3 separate regions of the Homo sapiens genome follow, and all the other regions are linked to region 3. A link is a contact called in ENCODE Hi-C or POLR2A ChIA-PET data. All regions are on one chromosome and are shown on one strand. The core of a region is the stretch at or near the end of the contact, and the rest is flanking DNA. Distances in the headings are between cores, read along the strand shown. Region 1 holds the start of GJA5 (gap junction protein alpha 5). Region 2 has its middle 50 kb from the start of GJA8. Region 3 overlaps BCL9 (BCL9 transcription coactivator).

Evidence for each region. Hi-C counts contacts between places; a loop is a spot of excess contacts on that map. ChIA-PET counts read pairs that join two places held with the same protein, here RNA polymerase II (POLR2A). Pooled maps may share reads with other maps.
Region 1: a pooled map shows a loop between it and region 3 (2.6-fold over the local background). The contact joins the promoter of GJA5 here to the enhancer-like site in region 3. A Hi-C loop is called at or near these places in 2 of 168 maps with a recorded cell type or tissue (ascending aorta and tibial artery) and 7 of 50 pooled maps.
Region 2: POLR2A ChIA-PET joins it to region 3 with 11 read pairs in Caco-2. The contact joins two enhancer-like sites. POLR2A ChIA-PET finds 5 or more read pairs at or near these places in 2 of 52 experiments (Caco-2 and WTC11).

Annotation. Positions count from the first base shown.
Region 1 is chr1:147,759,167-147,763,570 of GRCh38, reverse strand. It overlaps GJA5 (gap junction protein alpha 5), which reads left to right and starts at 2,969. Exons shown (of 2, transcript NM_181703.4): 1 at 2,969-3,072; 2 at 4,300-4,404. The coding sequence starts at 4,333. The region is part of intron 1 of LOC102723321 (a long non-coding RNA gene); the gene reads right to left.
Region 2 is chr1:147,850,858-147,855,704 of GRCh38, reverse strand. No RefSeq gene overlaps it. Among named protein-coding and RNA genes, the nearest start is that of GJA8, 50 kb to the left of the region's middle. Within about 2 kb of position 2,029, at least 2 of the 41 ENCODE cell types and tissues checked have a DNase peak (open chromatin) inside an H3K27ac peak, as active enhancers do.
Region 3 is chr1:147,597,133-147,602,110 of GRCh38, reverse strand. The region is part of intron 1 of BCL9 (BCL9 transcription coactivator); the gene reads right to left. Among named protein-coding and RNA genes, the nearest start is that of BCL9, 58 kb to the right of the region's middle. RefSeq lists silencers at 1,622-2,671, 2,702-2,781. Within about 2 kb of position 2,115, at least 32 of the 41 ENCODE cell types and tissues checked have a DNase peak (open chromatin) inside an H3K27ac peak, as active enhancers do; they include ascending aorta and tibial artery, where a contact is called at or near this core.

The sequences.
Region 1 (4,404 bases), core at 1,720-4,219, 160 kb before region 3:
GAACCTTTAGAGTTGGGATGGTTCTCTTCCAGGTTCTAGGGACCATCTCTTTTTGCCTTGCTGATTTCAGAACTTGTATCAGTGGCAGAGGGCTTTAGAACGCAATTCCCTAGGACTCTCCCCAAAACCCAAAAACCAGATTCAGGCTCCTGCCCCACATTCCCATGACACCTTATACTTCCTTTATGTTAACACACATTGTGTTTTACTGAAATCATGTATTTAATGTCTGCTGTTAATAAAGGGGTATAAAGGCAGTTACACTCAGTGAAGTCAGGGAATCCCTTGTTTGTTTCCCCTCCTTCCTGCTGTATCCTCATTGTCCAGAATGATGGCTGGCACCCTGTAGCCACTCAATAAACGTATTAAATGAATTTTAAAAAGGACATTCTAGGCAGAGGGAACATAAGAAGCCAAGATAAATGGGTGAGAAATGGTGAGATGCACATAAGTACATGTGAAATTGTGTAGCTTAAGTATTGAGTGTGTGAGTGGAAAAGTGGAAAAATGATAGCATAAGACTGTACAGGGTTTCACATGGCAAGTTAAGCAGTTTGGACTTTCTAAGTGGTAGGAAGCCAGTGAGGATAACTGCTAAAGCAGTGAGGTAAATTGCCATTGTGTTTGATAGCATTTATTCATGGCATGGGCAGCTTCCTTTGCCCCTCCTAATACACTTCCTGCCAAGAAGCAGATAATAATCTACAAAGTATTTTATATGCTATACGCCCAGTAAACTCACTGAGTATCTAATCTACAAATTTCTTTGGCTGAGATGGGGTATCCAAAGGGAGCCAACGTAGCTGGAAAAGTAACTACAGCCAGAGACCTTTCACATTATAAACTGAGCATCTGGTACATGGTAGCTATTTTAAGTTTCTCTGACCTTGCCTGAGCGTCAGCAGGAAGTCATACATGAAAAACCCTTCACCCTATTTCCTCTGCCTGGGCCCAGGAGGTCTGCCTCACCCCTATACCTCCTCAGATAGTTTCTCTTTTTCCCTCCCAATAAGATATCCTTCCTAATACTGCCTTTCTGGTTTTCCAAGGTGTTCCTTTCTTGTATCTGTGCTTTACCTCTTCCAGGTGGAATTCCTTGGACAGCAGTGAAGGAGTCAGCAGTCAAGCCTCTTGGCAGACTAGACCAAAGGGTCACATTCTTTGCCTGGAACTATTTTTATACTTCCTTGGGGACTTGCAAGGAATGAGTGACAGAGTGAGAAGATCAAGGGAGAAGTCTTCAGGGACTGAGTGTGGAAAACTTGCCCCAAATCCTGGAAGAATATGACATTTGTTTCTTTTTTTTTCTATTTCCATTTTCCTCTCATTTCCTCCCCTTCTACTCTTGCTCCCATTTCTTTTCTCCTTTGTAATGCACCTTTCTCTACTTTCTGCTTTCTCTTTTTCCCTCCTTCTTCTACTCTCATCCTTCCCCACTGCTCTTGTTGCTAGTAATGGCTACCTTTTATTCAGTTCTTATTTGCTGAACACTGTGTTAAGTGCTTTGCACGCATCATCTCATAGCACTCTATGAGTTAATAGTATGTCCATTTTGCAGGTGAGGAAAGTGGAACACAGATTGAATCATTTATCTAAGCCCAGCAGATGGTAATAGAAATTTGTCAAACCTCAGTAAGCTAACTCCTGCATCTGTCTTTTCTTAACCCTACATGGTCTTTTTCTCCATTTCCAACTCTCCCTTGTCCTTCCCTTTTCTTCTCTTCTTTTTATTCCTCCCCTTCTCTCCCTCCCTCTTTTTCTCAGACATTTACCATAGTTCAGTCACTGCACGTGTGTGGCTGACCCTGAAGGTGCTGAACACTGTACATGTGCCCAGAAGAGAGGACAGACAATTCAAACTCTTATCTAATCAGCCATTTTCCTTTTGAGCACATGCTCCACAATTTTCCACATTTGGAGGCTGAAAGAGGGGGCGCTTCGCCACCTAAGGAAATGGGGCAGATGTCTGATCACAAATGACAGGAAAGGCCTCAAGACCTGCATGGGTCTTTGATATAGAGAGGAGCAGAGATAAGATGCTTTCCGCTCACTCAGGAACTCCCTCATTCCCAGGGACACTGTATACTCTCAAGTTTGGGGACCTGGGGTCTGAGAGAATACAGGGCCAGGAGGTTGGTCCCTGTCAAGGCAACAATCAACTCAAGAGCTGAGGAAGCCTGGACTATGAAATGCACCACCCTGACCCCATCTTTCCCCATAAGCATGAAGAATGTTCAGACAGAAACCAGGAGCACGTTGGCAGCAAAGATATGACGGTCAAAGTTTGAATTTGACAAACCTCTAAGGACCCACCCAAATCTGAGGTTTATGATTCTAAGAAAGGAATATTTATGCTCCATTCCCTCCGAGACGTTTGTCATCCTGTTGGTTAGGAATGGTTAGAGGCTTAAACTGTAAGAACATTCGTTATTCACTAAGTAAGAATTCTGGAGGTAGGGAGCCTCAAGAGTTGCTTCAGAGGCCTCAGGGCACTGGTTGACATTTCTGAGATTCTCTGGACAGCTTTAGACATCTTGGTTCATACAACTCTGTCCACAGGCAGGAAGCGGTGGGGCTAAGTGAGGCTCACTCCTATTCACCGGGGGATGGGAGCACTGTGAGTAGTCTCCCTCCTGTTCACCAGGGGATGGGAGCACTGTGAGTGAGGTTCCCTCTTGTTCACAGGGGGATGGGAGCACTGTGAGTGAGGCTCTCTCCATTTACTGGGGGGTAGAAAAACCTTTTCTGGAGCATTCCCTCTACTTTAGATTCTCCCCATACCTCACCTACCAGAACTAACTGCAGAGGAGATTAAGAAAGTGATACCTGGCTTTTTCACCCTGCCAATGGGAGGCAGGCAAGAAACAGGGAATTGGTTTTCTATTGGGTAGGAAACAACAGTGCCTGTCAGCCCCTCCTTCATTCACTCAACTAAGATATATTAAACACCTACTCTGGGCCAGGCTCTGGTGATACAGAAGAAAAGACAGTCTCCATTTTCAAACAGTCCCTCCTGGGAGAACACAGACAGGCAGAGGATTACAACACAAGGCAGCAAGCACTGGGAGACGAGTAAGTGTCCCGGGGGCCATCACAGGAGCTGAAGAGGCTCAGCTTGAGGGAGGAGGGAGGGCTGGAGGAGGCAATGACTGGGTTAAGTTTTGAAAGGTAAATGGGATTCAGCTAGGGGTGAGGGGACATGTAGGGGTACAGAAGGAGGGCATTTGGGAAGACTTGGCATGGCTGGACAAAAGGAACTCATGTGGACAGGCAGGAACAGGCTGGAAAAGCAGACAAAGGCCAGATGAGGGAGGATTTTGTAAGGGACATAAAGTTTTGGGACATTTATTCTGGACATAAGGGTGGGCAGATCTGTGTGTGGGAACCTTATTTAAATGAGACACAGAAACTTAGCAGCAGGGCGAGCTGAGCTGTGTGGCTGGAATGGCTGTGTTGCACCGAGGCATGGGAGATCAACATTGCCTTACCAGCCAGGGGAAGTGAGCACTCATCTGTGATACTGTTAGCTGGTGTGACCAAAGCACACTTTTTGTTTGCCACCTCCCAACACAGCTGGTCCATGCTGGATGGTTCTGATTTTTGCAGAGTGCTTCCTGAGGGGCCAAATTTGCCAATCCCATCCTCACTCTTTCCTCCTCCACCTAGTTCTGCCCTCTGGAGCCATAAAAAAATTCCTTTTCCATCCAACAGCCATTTAAACATTTGGAACAGTTGTGGAATGATTTTCAGAATATCACACACCTCATATCATTTAATCCTCAGAATTCTCTGGTGTAGCTATTCCCATCCCCATTCGATAAATGAAGAAACAGACTCAGTGAGGTAAATGCCCAGAGTCACATTTGCAGACCCCAGTCTTGTGTTCTTTTTAATACTCGTGTTTCTCCAGGTGCGGTCCCTCACCGCCTGCATCAGAATTACTTGGGCTGCTTGTTGTAAATCCAGATTCCTGGGGGCCATCCCAGACCTCCTGAAGTAGAATTACTGGGGCAAGAGCAGAATCCATATTGTAACACACACCACGATTTCTAGATCCGTTAAAGTGTGGGAGCCATGCTCTAATTTTGCTAATATGGCTACTTTGAATCTTCTCTTTCTTTTTATTTTTGCTGGGAAAGGAGAGCGAGCTTTTCGTTGGTTGCTTTGACTTCTAAGTTGCATTTTCTTAAAGAACCCATTGGATGGATGGATCAGTGGAATCCCAGAACATGATAGACATTCCAGACCTTCACAGAACATCCTTCTTCTTTTCTCTCTTTCTCTCTCTCCCATTTGCAGAAGTTTTGGCATCTGTTCCCTGGCTGTGCCAAGATGGGCGATTGGAGCTTCCTGGGAAATTTCCTGGAGGAAGTACACAAGCACTCGACCGTGGTAGGCAAGGTC
Region 2 (4,847 bases), core at 780-3,279, 250 kb before region 3:
CTCTTTGCCTGGCTATCACCAGCGGAGGCTGCAGAACATCAAATATTGCTACCTCTTCCTCCCTCCAGAAGCTTCATCCCAGAGGGGCACCCACCAGATGCCAGCTGTCACTCTCCTGTATGAGGTTTCTGTCGACCCCTGCTGGGAGGTGTCTCCCAGTCAGGAGGCACTGGAGGAGGTGCCTTGAGGAGGCAGTCTCTCCCTTAGCAGAGCTTGAGCGCTGTGCTGTGAGATCCGCTGCTCTCTTCAGAGCTGGCAGGCAGGAACGTTTAAGTCTGCTGAAGCTGCGCTTACAGCCGCCCCTTCTCCCAGGTGCTCTGTCCCAGGGAGATGGGAGTTTTATCTATAAGCTCCTGACTGGGGCTGCTGCCTCTCTTTCAGAGATGCCCTGCCCGGAGAGGAGGAATCTAGAGAGGCAGTCTGGCTACAGCAGCTTTGCTGAGCTGTGGTGGGTTCTGCCCATTTTGAACTTCCCAGCGGCTTTGTTTACACTGTGAGGGAAAAACCGCCTACTCAAGCCTCAGTAATGGCAGATGCCCCTCCCCCCACCAAGCTCTAGCATCCCAGGTCAATTTCAGAGTGCTGTGCTGGCAGCAAGAATTTCAAACCAGTGGGTCTTAGCCATGGGGGTGGGATCCATTGAGTTAGACCACTTGGCTCCCCAGCTTCAACCCCCTTTCCAGGGGAGTGAACAGTCTGTTTTGCTAGCGTTCCAGGCACCACTGGAGTATGAAAAAAACTCCTGGAGCTAGCTCTGTGTCTGCCCAAACGGCCACCAAATTTTGTGCTTGAAACCCAGGTGTAGGCACCTGAGGGAATCTCCTGGTCTGCGGGTTACAAAGACTGTGGGAAAAGCATGGTTTCTGGGCCAGAATGCGCCATTCCTCGTGGTACAGTCCCTTACGACTTCCCTTGGCAAGGGGAGGGACTTCCCTGACCCCTTGTGTTTCCCTGGTGAGGTGGCACCCCTCCCTGCTTCTGCTTGCCCTCTGTGGGCTGCACCCACTGTCTAACCAGTCTTAATAAGATGAGCTGGGTACCTCAGTTGGAAATGCAGATATCATCCACCTTCTGTGTTGATCTCGCTGGGAGCTGCAGCCTGGAGCTGTCACTAGTTGGCCATCTTGCCCAGGCGACCAGAATTTAAGTAACTTTTTGAGGCTGACATAGCAGTAAGCAGGAGATCCAGGTCTCAAATCCTCTTCTGACTTCCAAGCCTATGATTTTTTTTTCACTTGCCTAATAATAATAGTCATTTTCATTGAAAATTAAGTTCTTTTTTTTTCTTTTTATTACTCCTCAAACTTGCAAGAAGTGGCTAGTTGCACAGTTCCTCATTTGGCTCTATGCACCATGAGGGCAAGGACTGTGCTGTCCTGTTCACAGTTACATCCTTTGTGCCTATACAGTGACCAGCACAGAGTATGTGTTCAGTGAATGTGTGCTGAGTATATAAATAAGTGGCTGAACACAAACTATTATCTAAATGTAATTGTTAGTAATAATAATTCTTCCTTTATTTAGCAGGGCTAGGATTTTAAATTGCTTCCTGCTATTAACACTGAATAAATATGGCAATATGGCTATACTACATTCTCTTAATATAGAATTCAATACTCTCCAAATACACTCTGTTTATCCTCACACACACCTTGACAATAGGTATGGGTTAGTGGTGCTATCATTTCATCACTCATAAGAATAGGGAGATTCTTTACCTCACCCAAGACTGCACAGGCATTTTCAGGAGCAGCCGTTAATAGATTTTATGTTTCTTTATATTCAGCCCATTGCTGAGGATGCTAAATCCTACTAAAGCTATAGGCACCAGAGCCTTATGCTGCTTCAAGGGTCTACAATACTCCCAAATTAATTCATGGAAATGGCTGCAGCATTGTGGAAAAACAGCTGGTTACTTCCCAGCAGAATTAGCTGTAACCAGTTTAGTCACTTGTTGAGAGAAGACAGGAAATCTCTTGCAAAAGTCAGCCACATTCCCCACAATATAATAGCAAGTAAATCATTCCTGAGGAGCCCTGGGTGCCTGGCTGGTTTAGGAAGATTCAGGGACAGACAGAGAGCTGTAGTCTAAAGAATGTGAGAGATTTTAGAGCCAGACCTAAGTCTTTGATTTGGTGACTCCGTTACACATGGGGAAATATTTTGAGAGCAGTGAGAATGATTTGTCAGTGAAGTTTAACCAGAAATGTGGCCAGGCAGGAAATCTTGAGCCACGTTCAGGCAGCTGCTGATGCATGGACAAAATCAGTTCAATTTTCCTGCCTGAGACTGGCAACGAACTATTGGTCTCCAACCCAACAGGCCCTGAAATGGCCTACAAGCTGGAGTGAGAGGACAGCCTGCCCAAAAGTAGTCAAACCATGGCCCGTTTATTTATTAGTATACTTTTAAATTAAATATTTTTAAAGGATTACAGTCACACTAAAAACGTACAAGTATGGTAGAAGTAACTGTTTTTCCTTAACCCTTTGAGAATAAGCTGCTAACCTGATTCCCTATTATCCCAAAAACTTCAGTGTTTATTTCCTACAAAGACATTCTTCCATATGCTTATATAGACTATATATAGTATATACAATACAATTCCCAGTTACTCAGGGGGCTGAGGCAGGAGGATCACTATAGCCTGGGAGGTTGAGGCTGCAGTGAGCTGTGATTGTGCCACTGCACTTCAGCCTGGGTGACAGAGTGAAATCCTGTGACTTAAATAAAAAAGAAAAAAAAAAGAAAAAAGAAAATTAACCTTGATGAATCATTTTTATCAGATCCCATTCCAAGTTTTGCCAAGTGTTGCAATAATACTCTTTATAGCAAGAGGATCCAGTTCAAAATGCTGCATGTATCACATCTTTGGCTAACTTCAATTTGAAATGGTTCCTCATCTTTCCTTGACTGTCATATCCTTGCCACTTTCGAAGATTGTAGGCCAGTTATTTTGTAGAATGTCTCTCAATTCAGAGCCATCTGCTGTTTCCTCAGAATAGACTTGGGTTATGCATCTTTGGAAAGAATAACATAGAAGTGATACTGTGTTCTTCTCAGTGCATCATGCCAGGTAGTGCAAAACTTCAATTTTTCCCATTATTGATGATGTCAATTTTGGTTGCTTTATTTATTTATTTATTTATTTATTTATTTTGGCACGGAGTTTTGCTCTTGTTGCCCAGGCTGGAGTGCAGTGGCGTGATCTTGACTCACTGCAACCTCTGCCTCCAGGGTTCAAGTGATTCTCTTACCTCAGCCTCCTGAGTAGCTGGGATTACAGGCACGCACCATCACACCTGGCTAATTTTTGTATTTTTAGTAGAGATGCAGTTTCACCATGTTGTCCAGGCTGGTCTCAAACTCCTGACCTCAGGTGATCCACCCATCTCAGCCTCCCAAAGTGCTGGGATTAGAGGCATGAGCCACCGCTCCCAGCCAAGAGTTGCTTTATTAAGATGATGTCTACTAGTCTCCGGTTTCAAGTTACTTCTTTTTGTAATTAATGAATATTTTGTGTGAAAAATGTTGAAGCTTTGTAACTATTCTATTCCTGAACAAACTTTTAATTAATTTATTTATTGTTTTATACCTGTATGGGCTCATGGTTTCCTATTTTATTCAATGAATTATGATCTGTTACTATCATTCTTTGATACTCAAATTGTCTCCAGTTTGGCCATTGGAAGCCTCTTCAAGCTGGTGTTTGTGTGCTTTTGATATAGTCCTATCATTCTTTGAGTACTTTCTTGCCTTCTGAGGGGAAAAAATGTTATGAGCTCACCTCATACTTTCCCTGCCCAAGCCTTAAACTCAAGACATTTCTCTGAAGAGGCCTGGTTCCTTCAAGTAGAGAATGATGTTGAGAAGCCCGCATCTGGGCAACAGGTTTGGTTCTTGCTTTTGGGGTGTTTCACTTCCCAGGACTTCTCAGTGGACATAGCTAAGAAATATATATAGATATACACACACGTTTATATCTATATTTTTATATTTCTCTCTATATATTGCAAACGGATACTTCCAATTCCAATCCAAAACCACAGAGTTCATTCTATATTTCTCATTTTTCATATTTGTTAATCCATTTTCTGATGGTAAGAAACCTGGCTCTCAATATCTTTAATATATTTAATTATGTGACCAGTGTTCCTGTACGAGACCAATCTCCTATTTTCGTTGCTAGCCCCTCACCTGCAAATATGCCCTCCTCACTCTATATGCTAGTTCTAGCTTTCTACACCAGGCTTGAAAGAGGACTCTGAGCTACTGGCAGAAAGTGGACTGATTAAAATGACTCAGCTGCAAACATGAGCTACCTTTTGTCAAAAAGGAAAGATGACTCAGAGACCAGAGTGCAGAGTTCAGAGGTTAGAGAGCTAAACAGTCTCTATTCCCATTCCTTGAAACTTAATCAAGGAAATGTAATATTTGCTTGGCTGAATTTCAATACTGTGATGGACAGGTGACTCCTTTATTTATCTCTCATCTCTCCCATTTTTGAACCAGGATGTCTATAGCAATTATCCTATGTCTATCTGAACATTGTATGTTGGGTACCTTGTGGGTAGATAATTTGTCTCTTAAGTTTTACAGGTTCTTAAATGGAGAGAAATTGTGCCCCAGGAATTGTACTTAATAGACTGTACCCAGGATCCCTGTCTGTACCTGAGTTATATGATTTAGATAATGAGATTTTGGATTTTGAGCTGATGAGATGAGATTTGATGAAGAGATTTTGCTGATGATGTAATGGGATGAAGATGCTGGGATGGTGTATTAGTCAGCTAGGGCTGCCAAATCAAAGTACCACAAACTGGGTGACCTGGATGACAGAAATGATT
Region 3 (4,978 bases), core at 866-3,365:
TGGCCAACATGGTGAAACCCCATCTCTACTAAAAGTACATAAATTAGCTGGACGTGGTGGCACGTGCCTGTAATCCCAGCTACTTGGGAGGCTGAGGCAGGAGAATAGCTTGAACCTGGGAGGCGGAGGTTGCAGTGAGCCGATATTGCACCACTGAACTTCAGCCTGGGCAACAGAGCGAGACTCCGTCTCAAAAAATAAACAAATAAAAATAATAATAAATAAAATAAAATACAATTTCTCTTTTTATCCAAGCCCTCAAACAACTAATGGAACCTTCATTGCTCAAAGCATCCTTATGCCATTTAACTAACAGCTCCTCTTATAAACCCATCTGTGTCTTTAATAGTTTGGGTGTTTTTCAATAGTGAATAAGGATGTCTTTCTTAAATTTTTATGTAGGGCCTTCACATTATTCACGCAAACATCTCTCCTTGCTAAAACTTTCCAATCACTAGTATTCAGTAGAAAACACAAAACAGGACAATCATGTTGCACAATTTCCACAAAGGTTCTAAACCCACATGAGTCTTACCTCCAACATCCTTTTGCCCCCTCCTCCCATCTCTCAATGATTTTACAATTTATCCTTACTGTCTGTTAGTTCTAATTCATCACTTTGCTCAGTGCACAAATCCAAATCTCTGCCCCAAAACGAACATTTAATTCCTGAATATATCAAGTGCTAACTAATACTCCAATACCCATCATTGACCAAAATGTAACTCTTTACATAGAAAATCATTTCCCCACTGAAATCACTGCCAGGGATTTACCTATGTTTGCTGTAATCAAAGTCAAATTTTGCATCAATTCTATCCCATCTTACAGACTCTCCACTAAGAGATAGTTATGTCCATTTCTCTAACTTATCTAGTAACTTTATTAGTCCCCAGCTGGACTCCAATCTAGGCTCTAAGTCTCTCCTATCACTAAAAACCCATTTTTCCTTCCCCCTCCTTCAGACCTCTTGGAGGACAGATTTCTGGCCTCCTCCTTCATGCTTGGTAGCCTTCCCATAAGGCCCCCAGCAATACTATTACAGGCCTCTGGCCCCTCCCTCTCCTTCCCTCTGGACATAATAACCAACCCTGCTGTTGTTTTACTTAGGATATCTCCATTTCACCAGGCTCACCCAACACTCATCAGTGACATCTTAATAGTCTTTGCAACTTTCAAAGGCCAGTGACTCAGGCTCCACTTTGGAAATCACTGGTGTGTCCCAAGACCCCCACAATGACTCAGTGACCTAGACATCACCAATTCACCTGCTTGGGCCCTTAACTACTCACACATTCTTCCTAGCTTCCACCTCCCCTACCCTTCAACAAGTCACTGGCCTGCAAAGTCCCCTTTACCTCTATCCATCTCAGGGGTCTTACAGACCTCATCAAACTCAATCCCAATTCCCTTATTTAGCTCTCCATCTCGCCCCTCCAACACTCCTGCATCCCAGGACCCTGGGACTGTCCTCACTCTCCTGGTTTAACCTCTCCAAGCACTGCTTGGGACACAACCTTTGAAAAAAAGAAGAGATGCCCTCTCTCTCCACCGCCCGTGAAGCACCCCCACCTCCCCCCACAGGTTCCTCCAGACTCGCCTCACTAAATCCGCAACCCTGGCCCCCGCCCCTTTTCTGCCCCCCTCCACCCCGCTCTTCGCGGCTGTGGCTACCCCTGCCCCCAAACCGGCTCAAAACACGCGGACGCGGACCTGGCCCCCACTACCCCCGGCTCCGGTCCTTCCCCTCCCCCTCCCCCAGGTGCCACTTACCCCGGAGGCAGGAGTGGGGGAGGGGAGAGGAGGTGCGGAGCAGGGAAAGAGGCTTGGGTCCGGGGCGGCTCTCAGCCCCGCGGGGCCGGGGCCAGCGGCAGCGGCGGCGCAGCGTCTCCCCCCGGCGGCGGCAGCGGCGGCGGCGGCGCCGTCCCACTCCGGCAAGCACACATAGGCTCCATTGTCCGCCGGCGCCTCCCCCTTTCCGGCTCCCCCCTCCCGGTCCCGCCCCTTCCCTCCCTTCGGCCCTCCCCCGCCGCACCGCGCCACGAAAGGTACAGCCGGCCCCGCCTCGGACGCGAGCGGAGGGTGCCCCCTCCCCACCGGCCCGACGTCCCGCCCGCGGGGAACCGGGACCGCCCCGCCCCGCCTCAGCGTCCGGCCCCGCGACCAGCAAGGGCCCGCCCCTCCAGGGAAAGTCGCTCGTGCCCCTTCAGGGAAAGTCGCTCGTCCCCCTCCCCAGACGCGCGCGATGGTACCAACCCGCCGCGGCCTCCTCCCGCCCCCAGCTTCCCGCAGGGCCCTGCCCACCAGGCAGCCGCACCTCCCGCCGCCCCGCCCCCGATATTTTACTACGGGCCCGCCCACCGCCGGCACCACCTCCTGGTTTGCATAGGCACGCCCGCCAGGGCCCGCCCCGGACCGTCACCCGGCTGGAGGGGACGCCCACTCCCCCCTTAAAGCGGCAGAGCTCTAGTCCCCAACTCCAGAGCCTCCTGAGGGGCCGGCGGGGCGGGAGGTTCGGCACGGGAGGGTCTCCTCTTCCCGTCCCCTCCTCCCCACGCGCTCACTCTCCCGGACCTTCCCGCCGCCTCGCGCAGTCCTGGGAGCAACCGAGGGGGGCGGGGGGCCAGGAAAGGCGCGGAGGGGGAAGGGCAGCGTGGAATTTGGCCATCTTTTGACAGAAACGAATTGAAGAGCCGGTCTTTCCCTCACTCTTCCCTGCTGCCCAGGTCCCGGCCTAGCCCTCAACCTTCAAGGCCACCTCCTCACACCTTCGGGACGCAGTTCCACCCCGCTTTCCTGTCCCTTCTCTCCACCTCTGAGTCTGCACCGCCTGGGCCATGGCCGGCTTTCTCCCCTCGCAGGAGAGCAGCCCCCACCCAGGACTGCGCTCTCCTCCGCCCTCTGCGAAGTGCAGGAGTCCCGCTGATGCGCCGGGGGTGCAGGGGTCTCCTTTCACATCCGGCCCAGCCCAGCCTGGCTCAGGCATCGCTGCCTGGTGCCCACAGAGGGAACCTCTGTCCAGGACCTCACGTCGCTTCACAGCCGGGCTAGCTCCCCTAATTTTTCGGAAGACCTCTGCTCTGAAGGGGTCAAAGCCTGAGTATCCCGGCGCTGTTGTGAGAGGGTAGCCCATTAGATTACACTTTTTCTCAGAAGGAAAAAATGACGGCATCATGGTTAGAGCATGTTGCTGAATCAAAGCTCAGATTCGGGCTATTCTGCTCCATCTGTGTGGCCCCGGTTGCTGCGGTGAACAACCGTTATTATAGATCTGTCTGCTCTGCACCCTCCCCAGAATACACTGTTGTTACACCTCTGTCCTTGTGCCTTGTGGGGTCTTGATCTAAGTTAGCTGCTTCGGCAACTGTGTGCACTGACCCCGCAGCTCTTCTGGATCCGTTAGGTGAAGACTGCCCATGTTAGAGTGTACTGCGTGTTCTCCCTGGAGACAGATGGAGGCAATATGGCCAGGAGGACGAGATAAATCTTCTGCTCTTGCTTCTATCACCCATGGTTTTAACCAGGGTACTTATTCCTGTGTCAGTTTCCCTTCCTAAAGGAAACCTTCCTTGGGCAACCTTTTAAGGAATGGTGCTAGTTGTAAAGGATGGTCAAGAGAGCCCTAAATGATAAAGCCGATCTGCTTTCGAAATCATTTAAAACTCTTTAACTGGTCAACGTAAGTTACCATAGCCGCCTCCCCTGCTTAGATCCTATGAAAAACTGTGGCAAGGTATTTTCTCTTTGTCTTCTGTCATGACTGAGGATATAAATTAAATAAAGAAGAAAGGCAATAGTTGGTATAAACAATATCAAGATCAATTGAAGAATTCCAAATAGAAAATAATTAAAATGCCTTTTGTCAAGTTTGGGGCATAGAATATTTGATGTAACATAGCTAAGAACCCCTGTAAAAGAAGGCAGGAGGAAAAAGTCAGGTATGGACTTACGGACTTTTCTTATGGTATTAGAAAAGACAACCAAATCAGCAATATGCAAGAAACATTTGGGATTGCTAATGTAGGTGGAAAGAAGGAACTCACAGAACTTGTCTATAAGAGAAAACCACTGCCAAAATAAGCTCTGGCCTGGGGGGAATCCCAGACCAGATCACCTCTGCTCAGCAAGCTCAAAACAAACTCATTAAAACAATAATACACATGTTAAAAGAAAGTCTTAGCCATTTTACTAAGCGTTAAGCCCTCATGCAGCCATTATGTGTCAAAGTTCAAAATTATTATTGAATCAGAAGAAAAATGCAAATGAATATTAAACATACGACACTAGGGTAAAAGAATAATACTATTGAGAATTTAAGCACGCTAAAAAGTCATGAAATCTAAAGGTTAGAGGTTCCATAGAAATGGTAATTTAGCTACATTGCACATGGGATAGAAATGTGTTTTAAACTAGGATTTATTCTATTAAATAGGTTATTTTACTAGAATTTTTGCCCTCTGAATTTTCTACCTTGTATGCATTTTCATCTCACTTGAGAAAGAATTCTATTTTGGTGTATAAGGATTTAACACACTGTATATACATAAACATTAATGGATAATGAAATGCTTTTTTAAAAGCATCCTATGAATAAGAGCTTCAAACTGGTACTGCTACTCTAGAAATTTTAAGATAAGAAATCATTTTTTTACCCAAATGGTAAAATTGCTAAAAATAAAGGATTTTGATGCTAAAGAGACTTGGTTTTGATTTTCTCACTTACTGAAATTTGCTTCTCATAATGATGAGCACTCACTGTGTTGCAAACATAGATGATGTAAGTTTGACTTCTTAGTTCTTTAGCTAATCATAGCATTTATGTTAGGTTTGCCTCCAGTTTTTCCACCTGTAAACTCCACTTTCAAGTTGAGGCAACAAGTGCTTTTGTTTCCTCCGTTCTTGATAAACTTAAACCTAAATTTTAGGATTGGAAGGAATTCCATTCTGTCTTACAGAATGCTAAGGCATAGAAGTTCAA